Regions from separate parts of the Homo sapiens genome. Here regions 1 and 3 are each linked to region 2. A link is a contact called in ENCODE Hi-C or POLR2A ChIA-PET data. All regions are on one chromosome and are shown on one strand. The core of a region is the stretch at or near the end of the contact, and the rest is flanking DNA. Distances in the headings are between cores, read along the strand shown. Region 1 has its middle 15 kb from the start of HPSE. Region 2 overlaps COPS4 (COP9 signalosome subunit 4). Region 3 holds the start of GPAT3 (glycerol-3-phosphate acyltransferase 3).

Region 1 (3,572 bases), core at 272-2,771, 280 kb before region 2:
TTTGTTCCTTTCACCCTCATTCTCTCCTGAGAGGACAGTGCGATTTTCCAGACACTACATGATGTATTATGATGTAACAAATTTAATGTTGATATTCATGTAAGAATCCAGCCACCTTTTGTTAAGTGAGAATCCAGCCGCCTTTTGTTAAGTGAGACACTAAAGTGATTTGCAGATAAAACAATGCTACTTTTCTCGCTGATTTTCTTGTTTTAAACATAGTTTTTTTAATAAAAATATGCTATTTATATTAATATGAAATGTGTTTATGGCCAGGTGCAGTGGCTCATGCTTGTAATCCCACCACTTTGGAAGGACAAAGCAGGAGAATCACTTGAGGCCAGGAGTTCGAGACCAGCCTTGGCAACATAGCAAGACCCCCATTTCTACAAAAGATGTTTTTTAAAAATTAGCCAGGAGGAACAGAAAACCAAACATGGCATGTTCTCACTCATAAGTGGGAGCTGAACAATGAGGATACATGGACACAGGGAGATATCACACTCCGGTACCTGTCGGGGGGTGTGGGAGCTAGGGGAGGGAGAGCATTAGGACAAATACCTAATGCATGCGGAGCTTAAAACCTAGATGACAGGTTGATAGATGCAGCAAACCACCATGGCACATGTATATCTATGCAACAAACCTGCATGTTCTACACATGTGTCCCAGAACTTTAAAGTAAAATAATAAATACATAAATAAGCCAGGTGTGATGGTACTTGACAGCAGTCCTAGCTACTTGGAAGGCTGAGGTGAGAGGATTGCTTGAGCCCAAGAGTTTGAGGTTACAGTGAGTTATGATCATGCCACTGACCTTCAGCCTGGGTAACAGAACAAGATCCTGTCTCTAAAAGAAAAAAAGTATTTGTTATAGTTACTCTTAATTATTTAACAAATATTTTTTAAATGTCTCAGTTTTAATTTTTAGTGCATCAAATATTGCAGATGTAACCCATGTGAAAAAAACTCTTTGGAATCCCCAGTAATTTGTAATAGTGTAAATGGTTCCTGGGATCAGAAATTTTGAGAACTGCTGCCAAAGTTTTACGCTGCCACACATCTAATATGTAAAAAACTCTGCAGCTATTAAAATGGAGCATGAAAACATGTTTATTACAGTGAAAAGATATCCTTTTCAATTATTAAGTGGGTATAGTGTGATCTCATATTTAATTGAAATAAATATGTGTGTTTGTGTATGTATGTGTCTATTCATAGGGAAAAAAGTATGGAAGAACACATACCAATAATGCTAATTATTTCTAGCCTGTAAGATTATGACAATATTTACTTTATTCTCTATTCCTTTGCTATGTATACTAAATTTTAAAGCTTTTAAAAATCGTGGTAAAAAACACATAAAATTCACCATCTTAACCGTTTCCAAGTGAACAATCTAGTAGTGCTAAGTATATTCACGTGACTGTGAAACAGATCTACAAAACTTTTTATCTCGTAAAACTGAAACTCTATAACCATTGAAAAACAACTCCCCTTTTTGCCCTCCCCCTCATGCCTGGAAATCACTGTTTTACTTTCTGTTTCTATGTATTTGACTACTTTAGATACCTCATATAAATGGACTTAACAATACTTGTCTTTTTGTGACTGGTTTATTTCATTTAGCATAATATCCTCAGGGTAGTAGCATGTGTCAGAATTTCCTTCCTTTTTAAGACTGAATAATATTTTGTTGTGTGTACAAGAGGACTTCAAAAAGTTCTTGGGACCATGCGTGGTGGCTCACGCCTGTAATCCCAGCACTTTGGGAGGCCAAGGCAGGCACTTGAGGTCAGGAGTTCAAGACCAGCCTGGCCAACATGGTGAAACCCCGTCTCTACTAAAAATACAAAAATTAGCTGGGTGTGGTGGCATGCACCTGTACTTCCAGCTACTTGGGAGGCTGAGGCAGGAGAGTGGCTTGAATCCGGGAGGAGGAGGTTGCAGTGAGCCGAGATTATTTGATTAAAATACAAAAATAAAAAATGTAAACTTTGACTGGGCATGGTGGCTCACGCCTGTAACCCCAGCACTCTGGGAGGCCGAGGTGGGCAGATTGCTTGAGGTCAGGAGTTCAAGACCAGCCTGGCCAACATGGTGAAACCCTGTCTCTACGAAAAATACAAAAATTAGCCAAGCATGGTGGCATGCACCTATAATCCCAGCTACTCAGGAGGCTGAGGCAGGAGAATTGCTTGAACCCAGGAGGCGGAGGTTGTCATGAGCCGAGATCATGCCACTGTACTCCAGCCTAGGCGACAAAGTGAGACCGTGTCTCAAAAAACAAACAAACAAACAAACAAACAAAATATATATATATAAACTTTATTTCTGAACATAAGCTCCAGCAAAGATACCCTTCATTTAGTTTCTCCCTAAAGAACGGAGGGTCCTGGGAATGTAACCATGTCAATGCAGTCTTTTTAAAATTATTGACTGAAGAAAAATGGGTGCCCTTGAAAGATTTTTTAAGATTAGGAAACAAAAAGAAGTTAAAAGGTGCCAAACGGGACTTTAAGATGGATACCTAATGATTTCCCATAGAAGCTCTCACAAAATTACCCTTGTTTGATGAGAAAAATGAGTAGGAGGATGGTCATGGTGGAGAAGGACTCTGTGCTGAAGCTATCCCAGGCATTTTTCTGCTAAAGCTTTGGCTAATGTTCTCGAAACACTCTTATAATATGTAGATGTTATTGTTCTTTGGGCCTCCAGAAAGTCAATAAGCAAAATGCCTTGAGCATCCGCAGAAAAATGTCGCCATGACCTTTTGCTCTGGCCCAGTTCACTGTGCGTTGACTGGACCACTTCATCTCTTGGTAGCCATTGCTTTGATTGTGCTTTGTCTTCAGCCGTGTTCCATGTCCTGTTACAATTTTTCGAAGAAATGCCTCAGGATCTTGATCCCACTTGTTTAAAATTTCCATTGAAAGCTCTGCTCTTGCCTGCAGCTGGTTTATGTACACACCGAGTGGAAAGTTTGCTCAACTTTAATTTTTCAGTCAGAATTGTGTAAGCTGAACCAATTGAGATGTCTAATGGTGTTGGTTATTTCTCCTGCTATTGATCATCAGTCCTCTTCAGTTAAGACATGAACAAGGTTAATTTTCTTTTTTTGCAAATTGATGTGGATGGTCTGCCACTGTGGACTTAATATTCAACACTGTCTCAACCCTTCTTACAACAAGTAGTCCACTTGTAAACTGTTGATTTCTTTGGGTCATTGTCCTCATAAATATTTTGTAAAGCATCAATGATTTCACCATTCTTTTATCCAAGCTTCATCATAATTTTTTTTTTTTTTTTTGAGACAGAGTCTTGCTCTGTCACCCAGGCTGGAATGCAGTGGTACAATCTCAGGTCACTGCAACCTCCACCTCCTGGGTTCAAGCAATTCTCCTGCTTCAGCCTCCCAAGTAGCTGGGACTATAGGCGTGTGCTACTGTGCTTGGCTACTCTTTCTATTTTTAGTAGAGATGGGTTTTTGCCATGTTGGCCAGGCTGGTCTCACATGCCTGACCTGAAGTGATCCACCCACCTCAGCTTTCCAAAGTGCTGGGATTACAGGT
Region 2 (3,642 bases), core at 427-2,926:
AACCGAAGGAAAAGGGAACAAAATACTCTTCGCTAACTAAAAACAAAGTACTACTTTTATTTGGCTCATTTCTCCATTTATTAGAATAACCACATTTGGAGAGGCATGAAGCACTTAAGTTTTACATGACTACAAAGTTATCACAAATCTCAAACTTTTTAGCCACAGATATTTCACCTCTGTTTAAAGAAAAAGCTTTCAAAACATCTGAGTTAGCTTAATACACAGAGACCCTGAAATATATGGGAACTACATATTTTAAATGCTTGTACTTCCTGCTCTAATAATGTCTTCTTTAAACGGAATCCAGCATAAAAGGGATTGAAATGTATAAGGTCATGATGCAAATGCTTTGGAGATAGTGAAACTGATCTGCACAACATGGAAAAAGATGTCATGTGCACAGAAGTTCTGCAAGGATTCACTGAGCCATCTGGGCTTCCATGGCTTGTGCTGTCCATTCTGGTGCTGTTTGACTAATTTTCTCCAAAAGGTTATTCACTTGGAAACAAAGTGATTGGATCTGCTTATCCCACGTTGGCAGGGCTTCTCGTGCTAAGGGGAAAAAAAATGTACAAAATTAAAATTATTCCTTTGTATTCACAGCAACTGTGAGTTAAAAGATATATACTTTTTACATGCCTATTCTTGGAAGAGGCATGTTCCTTTTAAATACCTAAAAAACAGAAAAAAGCTATTCAAAAAAAATAAAAACAATAAATACTTTTCTTTTTTGAGATGGAGTCTTGCTCTGTCACTCAGGCTAGACTGCAGTGGCAGGATCTCGGCTCACTGCAACCTCCACCTCCTGAGTTCAAGCGATTCTCCTGACTCAGCCTCCCAAGCAGCTGAGATTACAGGCACCTGCCACCGTGACTAATTTCTGTATTTCTAGTAGAGATGGGGTTTCACCACCTTGGCCAGGCTGGTCTTGAACTCCTGACCTCATGATCCACCCGCCTTGGCCTGCCAAAGTGCTGGGATTACAGGCATGAGCCACCGCGTCCAGCCAATACTTCTATTAGCTTTTAAAAGTCTAAAACTCAGGCCAGGCATGGTGGCTCACGCCTGTAACCCCAGCATTTTGGGAGGCCGAGGCAGGCAGATCACCTGAGGTCAGGAGTTTGAGACCAGCCCGGCCAACATGGCAAAACCGTGTCTCTACTAAAAATACAAAGATTAAAGAATTAAAAAAAAAAAAAGAAAAGTAAAAATACAAAAATTAGCCGGGCGTGGTGGCGGGCGCCTGTAATACCAGCTACTCGGGAGGCTGAGACAGGAGAATCACTTGAACCCAGGAGGTAGAGGTTGCAGTGAGCCAAGATCGTACCACTGCACTCCAGCCTGGGCGACAAGAGTGAAACTCCATCTCCAAAAAAAAAAAAAAAAACCTCTAAAAAATCTTGGCTAATAAAACTAAGCTATTTAAACAGCAGTTAAGAAAAGTGTTTTTTCTTTTTTTAAATTTCTAGCATTTCAAAAGTACCCAAATTACTGGCACAAGGTATAAAACAAATACATACAGATGCATGTTATTACTACTACTAGTGAAAACGAAATAAAACCGACTAACCCAACAACCTCAACCACAACAAAAAAAGACTGAGGCTGTCTTTTCATCACCAAGGCTTGCAGATTCCTAAGACACTGCCACCTACTGGGGAAAGCAAGTCTGTTTACACATTCAAATCTGTACTTGACTGAAGGATAAATATCATACCATTTAAATCCCTCAAAAAAAGTCATCTTGAATCCACCAGGGTTTTCTCTTACCAACACTATATAGTTAGAAATAAAAAATTGAGAGGAATGTCCCATTCAAAACAGTACCAAAATTTACAAAAAAGGGCACATATTTAGTGAAAAAGCAACCTATAAAATCTTTTTTTTTTTTTGAGACGGAGTCTCACTCTGTCATCTGGGCTGGAGTGCAGTGGCGCGATATCAGCTCACTGCAACCTCCACCTCCCAGGTTCAAGGGATTCTCCTGCTTCAGCCTCCCAAGTAGCTGGGACTACAGGCATGCACCACTACGCCCAGCTAATTTTTGTATTTTTAGTAGAGACGGGGTTTCACCATGTTGGTTGGCCAGGATGGTCTCAATCTCTTGACCTCGTGATCCGCCCGCCTCAGCCTCCCAAAGTGCTGGGATTACAGGCGTGAGCCACTACGCCCAGCCGCAACCTATAAAATCTTAATAAAGGGCAAAAGATAACTTGAGTAGACACAAATCACATTCCCAGGTGGAAATATACAATAACATAAAAATATCAATCCTTCTCCTTTAATAAATAAATTTAAAGAAATCCCAAAGACAATCCCCCTTTTTTTTTCTATTTTGCTTTCTAACCAGGCCAAAATTATTAAAGTTAACATAAAAAAATTGGTGTTTGAGAATGGCCAAGATAATTCTGAAAATGAAAACCAGTGGTGGAATTGAGGTATATACATCCAATGAAATGCTATTCGGCTATAAAAATGAATGAAGCACTGATTACCTGCCATGACATGGATGAACCCTAAAGATACTATGCTGAGTGGAATCAGCCAAAAGGTCACATGTCACATATTGTATGATTCCATTTATATGAACTATCCAGACTAGGTAAATCCAGAGACAGAAGATGGATTGGTGGTTGCCAGAAGCTGGGGGAAGGAAGGAATGGAGAGTAACTGCTTAAAGGGCAAGGGCTTCCTTTGGAAAGATGAAAATGTCGTGAAACTAGACAGAGATAGAGGTTGTACAACATTGTAAATATACTACAGGCCATTGAATTGTTTACTTTAAAATGGCTACTGTTCTGTTAGGTGAATTTCCTTCTTTTTTTCTTTTATCCTGTAGAAATGGGGTCTCGTTATGTTGCCTAGGCTAGACTTGAACTCTTGAGCTCAAGCAATTCTTCCACCTCAACCTCCCAAAGCATTGGGGTCACAATCATAAGCCACTGTGCCCAGCCCATGTGAATTTCAATTTAACAAAAAAAAAGGAGTGGGAAGCAGGAGTTGCTTTACCAATACTAAAATTTATTATAAATTTGTTTATTACCATATTATTGCAGATCAGTGGAACCAGAGTACAGAAATAGATGCAAACATATATGTGGAACCTAATCAGATATGTCAAAGATCACAATTTAATCAGAAAGGATGTTTTATTTAATAAATGATACTTGGATAATTGGCTATTCACCTAGAAAAAAACAACTAGACCATAACCTAAAATTATCCACAAAAATGAACTGTAGATGGATTAAATTCCTAAATGTAAAATAATATTAGAAAAATTTAGGAAAACACTAGTTTTATTCCAAGGTAGAAGAGTCTTTCCTAATCAATACAGGAAATTCAAAAGCCATAAAATAAAACATTGACCTATTTGAGTGCAAAAAAATTTAAAAATGTGTTTATGTTATGTATTGTCTTCCAGAAGAAAACCTGACAGAATTCGGCCGGGTGCAGTGCAGTGGCTCATGCCTGTAATCCCAGCACTTTGGGAGGCTGAGGCAGGCTGATCACCTGAGGTTGGGAGTTCAAGACCAGGCTGACCAATATAGAGAAACCCTGTCTCTACTAAAAATACAAAATTAGCCGGGCATGGTGGTGCATGAGCGTGGTGGTGCGTGCCTGTAGTCCCAGCTACTT
Region 3 (3,792 bases), core at 232-2,731, 460 kb before region 2:
TATACATATAATTAAATTTTTTTTTAAAAAAAGACTCCTGCTTCTAACACTTAATTCAAAGAAACCACTGATCTCTGACTCTCAGTTTCCCTCTCTGTAAAAGGGGGTTGGCACTTGCCCTCCCTACCCTACCCAGCCTTTTGACACTTAATAAAACCCTAAGAGTAAGCTGCAGTTGTTCTCTACCAGGCCTACTTCCATCTAACATTTTTCTTTGCAGGATTTGGAAACAGGAGGGTAGGGAGACCTGAGGTCAAAGAATATATACCTTTTCAATGGCATTTCAAGTGCTGTTGGTTAGATAAAATTTCCATGACTCCACTAAAATAAAATAAGATTTCTTTCTGCCATCCAGCAATTGGTCTCTTATCTTGGGCATAAAGAAGAACATGATGCCTTTCTGAACTGGATGCCTTAGTACACAAAAGGACCTCTGAAACCTGGGGCTGTAAAAACAAGCGGGTGAAGCGGAAACTGCACTGCATAATGGATATAAGCAAATCCTCTGATACAAAAAGTTGGTCGCATTGTTGTTATTCTAATCAGTAAAATAATAACGATGCTCAGGGAGTGGAATGATTTTTTCGCCTTCGACCAGAGAAACAACAGAGTGGTCCAGTGGTTCCAGCCTAGATCCCTCCAGCTCCGCGAAAGAAGCCGAGATGCTGACTTTCGCACTGCTGCGGGCAAGGAACAGAAATGCACGCACGCATGCACACGCGCGCACACACACCCCTGACTCGCGACCACTGACCTTGAGAACTGGACCCCCGGGTTCTCAGCCCGCAGCGGTGTGGGGCTGGCTGCATCCCTCCCGGCACTCACCTCTAAAGTTTTCACTAGGATCTTCATGTAGATCTCGGAGATGCCCAGAGACACTCCGAAGACCGAAGGTAAAAGGATGAAGCCGAGAACCAGCGTCAGCCAGGTGGAAAGGATCTTCCCGGCCAGCTCTGCGCCCTCCATGACTCGGCGCACCCACTCAGGAGAGGTCCGCAGTGGAGGGCCGAGCGCCACAGCAGTCCCTGTCCCCAGGCAGTCCCGCGGGAGCTCCAGGAGCAGAGCGCCGAGCCCGGCACTCACCTCTGCGAAGGGAAGAGAGGAAGGAAAAAAACTTTCAGAATTACGGCAATATCCTTCCTTCCTCCCTGGGCTCCTCCTCGCCCCTGCCAGTTAACTCTTTCTCCGCTGGCTGCCCAGGTCTGGGCTGAAGCCACCGCGGCGTGCGGAGACCTGGGTAGCGCGAGCCAGTGGTCGGAGCTGCGGGTAAGCGGAGGCACACCGCGGCGCGGGCAGAGCGCGCGAGCGCAGCCAGGAACCCGCCCCGCCCGGTGCCTGATTTCCTCTGGGTGGCGATTGCGACAACTCAGCAGATGACTCACGGAGGCCCTCCCCGAGCCAGGTTCCCTGCGGGAGCACCGCACTTTGGCACACCGGTCGCCGGCGGAGCTGGCACCGGGCCGCGGGCTGTGCTGGAAGCTGGCTGCGCTCGGGCGCCCAGCGCCCTATTTCTGCGCGCTGCCCTCGCCCCACCTCCTCCGTCACCCAACGGGGGAGCTCCCTGGCAGTACTTAGCCCAGGAGTGCCGCAGCCTCCTGGGCGGTCTCCGTTCTTCCCCGCGCCCCGCCTCCCCCAGCACTCAGCAAAGGTCCTTTCAGGAGGAGAGTTTTCATCTGAAAAATGTCAATATTTTCTTCACCCGCAGAATGAACTGCTGACGTATCTGGGACGCTTGAGGTCTTGTTTGTGTGGGTGTAAAACGAACTCTTGGAAAGGGCTTCCAAGGACAGGAAAACGCAGAGCGCACCACGCAGCCGTGTACGCCGCTTCTGGCTTCCACACCTCCTTCCCCACATGGCCTACAGCTGTGGGGCTCAATCTTGCTTATCCCGAGAGTAGGAAGCTCTCTCCACGCGTTGCCTAGCCCACTGAGCCGCCATCTCCCTGGCACAGAAACCCTGCGGCTAAGTATCTGTCACTCCCTTTCTGGGGGAAGATTCCAACCACACCTTCCCCTACCATTCAGCCAATACTATCCGCGCTTAGGCGTAGCAGAAATGCCAGGCCGGCGCAAGCCTTCATTCACCAAGCTGACAGGTGTCTCCTGGGTGTTCAGGCTCCGCGCTTCTACCGCGCCAGCCCTTATCAGAGCAACGAAGGGCAAAACCCTGTATGTTATTTACTACATTGCTGTTCTCTTAGAGACCAGAACTATTTTTAAGAATGAGCAGAAGGGATTTTGAGAAGGGATTTTCCAGATTGCCGCTGAATTCGACCAAAATCTCTTACAGGTACTTTTCAGGTGTTGTTTCAAGCTGGAAAAAAACTGAGAGGGCCAGCAAACTGAATTGAAACAGCGCTGATAGCAAATATTGCAGAGAAAATGGTCCCTGCCCAGGGTGTGGAGGAAGTGGGGAGCCAACGAAGTGACAAGCCCCTCTGTAAAGAATGTAGATGTCTGCCTTAAGTACTTACTGCCAGGTAGCTGTCACAAGCCCCCTCCCACACTAAGAACGGAAAAAATTATAACTTGATGATTAAAACCAGGTTATGGACCGGGCGCGGTGGCTCACGCCTGTAATCCCAGCACTCTGGGAGGCGAGGCGGGCAGATCATCTGAGGTTAGGAGTTCAACACCAGCCTGGCCAACATGGCGAAACCCCCGTCTCTACTAAAAATACAAAAAAATTAGCCCCGCGTGGTGTCGCACGCCTGTAGTCCCAGCTACTCAGGAGGCTGAGGCAGGAGAATCACTTGAACCCGGGAGGAGGAGGTTGCAGTGAGCCGAGATCGTGCCACTGCACTGCAGCCTGGGAGACAGAGTGAGACTCAGTCTAAAAAAAAAAAAAAAGGGTTATGAATGAAGAAGTGTTAGGAGCTTGGTTTCTCAAAATTAAACCTCTGTAAGGTTGGCTAGTTTAGAAAAACACGGAAAACGCAACTACCGAAAGCTGCCCAAAGTCCTTGCTTTCAAACACTATATATATTGAGTGCAAAACTTCAAATATTATATTGGCATATTTAACACCATATGTTCAGGCAAAACTCTTATTTTCCTTTTATTTCCTCAAACCAAGATAACTAAGGAAGGCTAAATCCTTGTACCAAAGTTTACCCCACAAGGGAGATAATACACACAACTTTGCGTGTGCTGAGTGCACACACTCTCCAGTGATTTTTGGTGCTCATGAACAAACTCCACAAAATGGTTTTGGTTTGGTTTTGTTTTAACTGTTACGGAAGAATTATTCGTCCACAGCTGTATGGTGCAATGGTAATAAAATGGAATTTGGAGTCTTCGATTGAGAGCAGCACGAACACATATAAGTTTGAGCAAGTGCTTCTGTGCTTCACCTTTCTCATCAGGAAGATGGGTTCTTCTCAGGGTTGAAAGTGATTGTGAGCATGAAACTGCATGGTAAATGACAAAGCTCTATGCAGAGATCAGCAGGCAGCCTGGTGCAAGGGCAAAAACTCTTCATCTTTTTCTTGCCTAAAAGGCAGGAGAGCCAACACAGGCTCCCCAGGGTAACAAAGGCTCATCTTTGCAGTGATGGAGGAGGGTGAGGGAAGAGAAGAAATGTAGGGTGATCCTGACCCTGTCTCAAGTCGGGGAAAGTTGGTCCCGACTTGCCGCTCTCCTTGTCTCTCTTTCACTCTCCTCACCTCTCCTCCCTCCTCCATTCCTTGAGACTTAAACCTAGGTAGGAACCTACTTTCTCCGTCCCTGAAGTCAAGACCCCCTTTACTTACTGTATTTGTTTCCTAGGGATGCCTTCACAAATCACCACA

Evidence for each region. A loop is a pair of places that touch in the nucleus more often than their neighbours do. ChIA-PET counts read pairs that join two places held with the same protein, here RNA polymerase II (POLR2A). Pooled maps may share reads with other maps.
Region 1: a pooled map shows a loop between it and region 2 (6-fold over the local background). The contact joins two enhancer-like sites. A Hi-C loop is called at or near these places in 7 of 50 pooled maps. POLR2A ChIA-PET finds 5 or more read pairs at or near these places in 3 of 52 experiments (BJ, activated naive CD8-positive, alpha-beta T cell and endothelial cell of umbilical vein).
Region 3: a pooled map shows a loop between it and region 2 (2.9-fold over the local background). The contact joins the promoter of GPAT3 here to the enhancer-like site in region 2. A Hi-C loop is called at or near these places in 3 of 50 pooled maps. POLR2A ChIA-PET finds 5 or more read pairs at or near these places in 3 of 52 experiments (A673, HEK293T and OCI-LY7).

What each region holds. Positions count from the first base shown.
Region 1 is chr4:83,348,305-83,351,876 of GRCh38, reverse strand. No RefSeq gene overlaps it. Among named protein-coding and RNA genes, the nearest start is that of HPSE, 15 kb to the right of the region's middle. Within about 2 kb of position 1,521, at least 4 of the 41 ENCODE cell types and tissues checked have a DNase peak (open chromatin) inside an H3K27ac peak, as active enhancers do.
Region 2 is chr4:83,072,210-83,075,851 of GRCh38, reverse strand. COPS4 (COP9 signalosome subunit 4) reads right to left here. Exons shown (of 10, transcript NM_016129.3): 10 at 34-555. The coding sequence ends at 422. Among named protein-coding and RNA genes, the nearest start is that of COPS4, 39 kb to the right of the region's middle. Within about 2 kb of position 1,676, at least 2 of the 41 ENCODE cell types and tissues checked have a DNase peak (open chromatin) inside an H3K27ac peak, as active enhancers do.
Region 3 is chr4:83,533,797-83,537,588 of GRCh38, reverse strand. It overlaps GPAT3 (glycerol-3-phosphate acyltransferase 3), which reads right to left and starts at 1,481. Exons shown (of 12, transcript NM_032717.5): 1 at 826-1,481. The coding sequence starts at 966.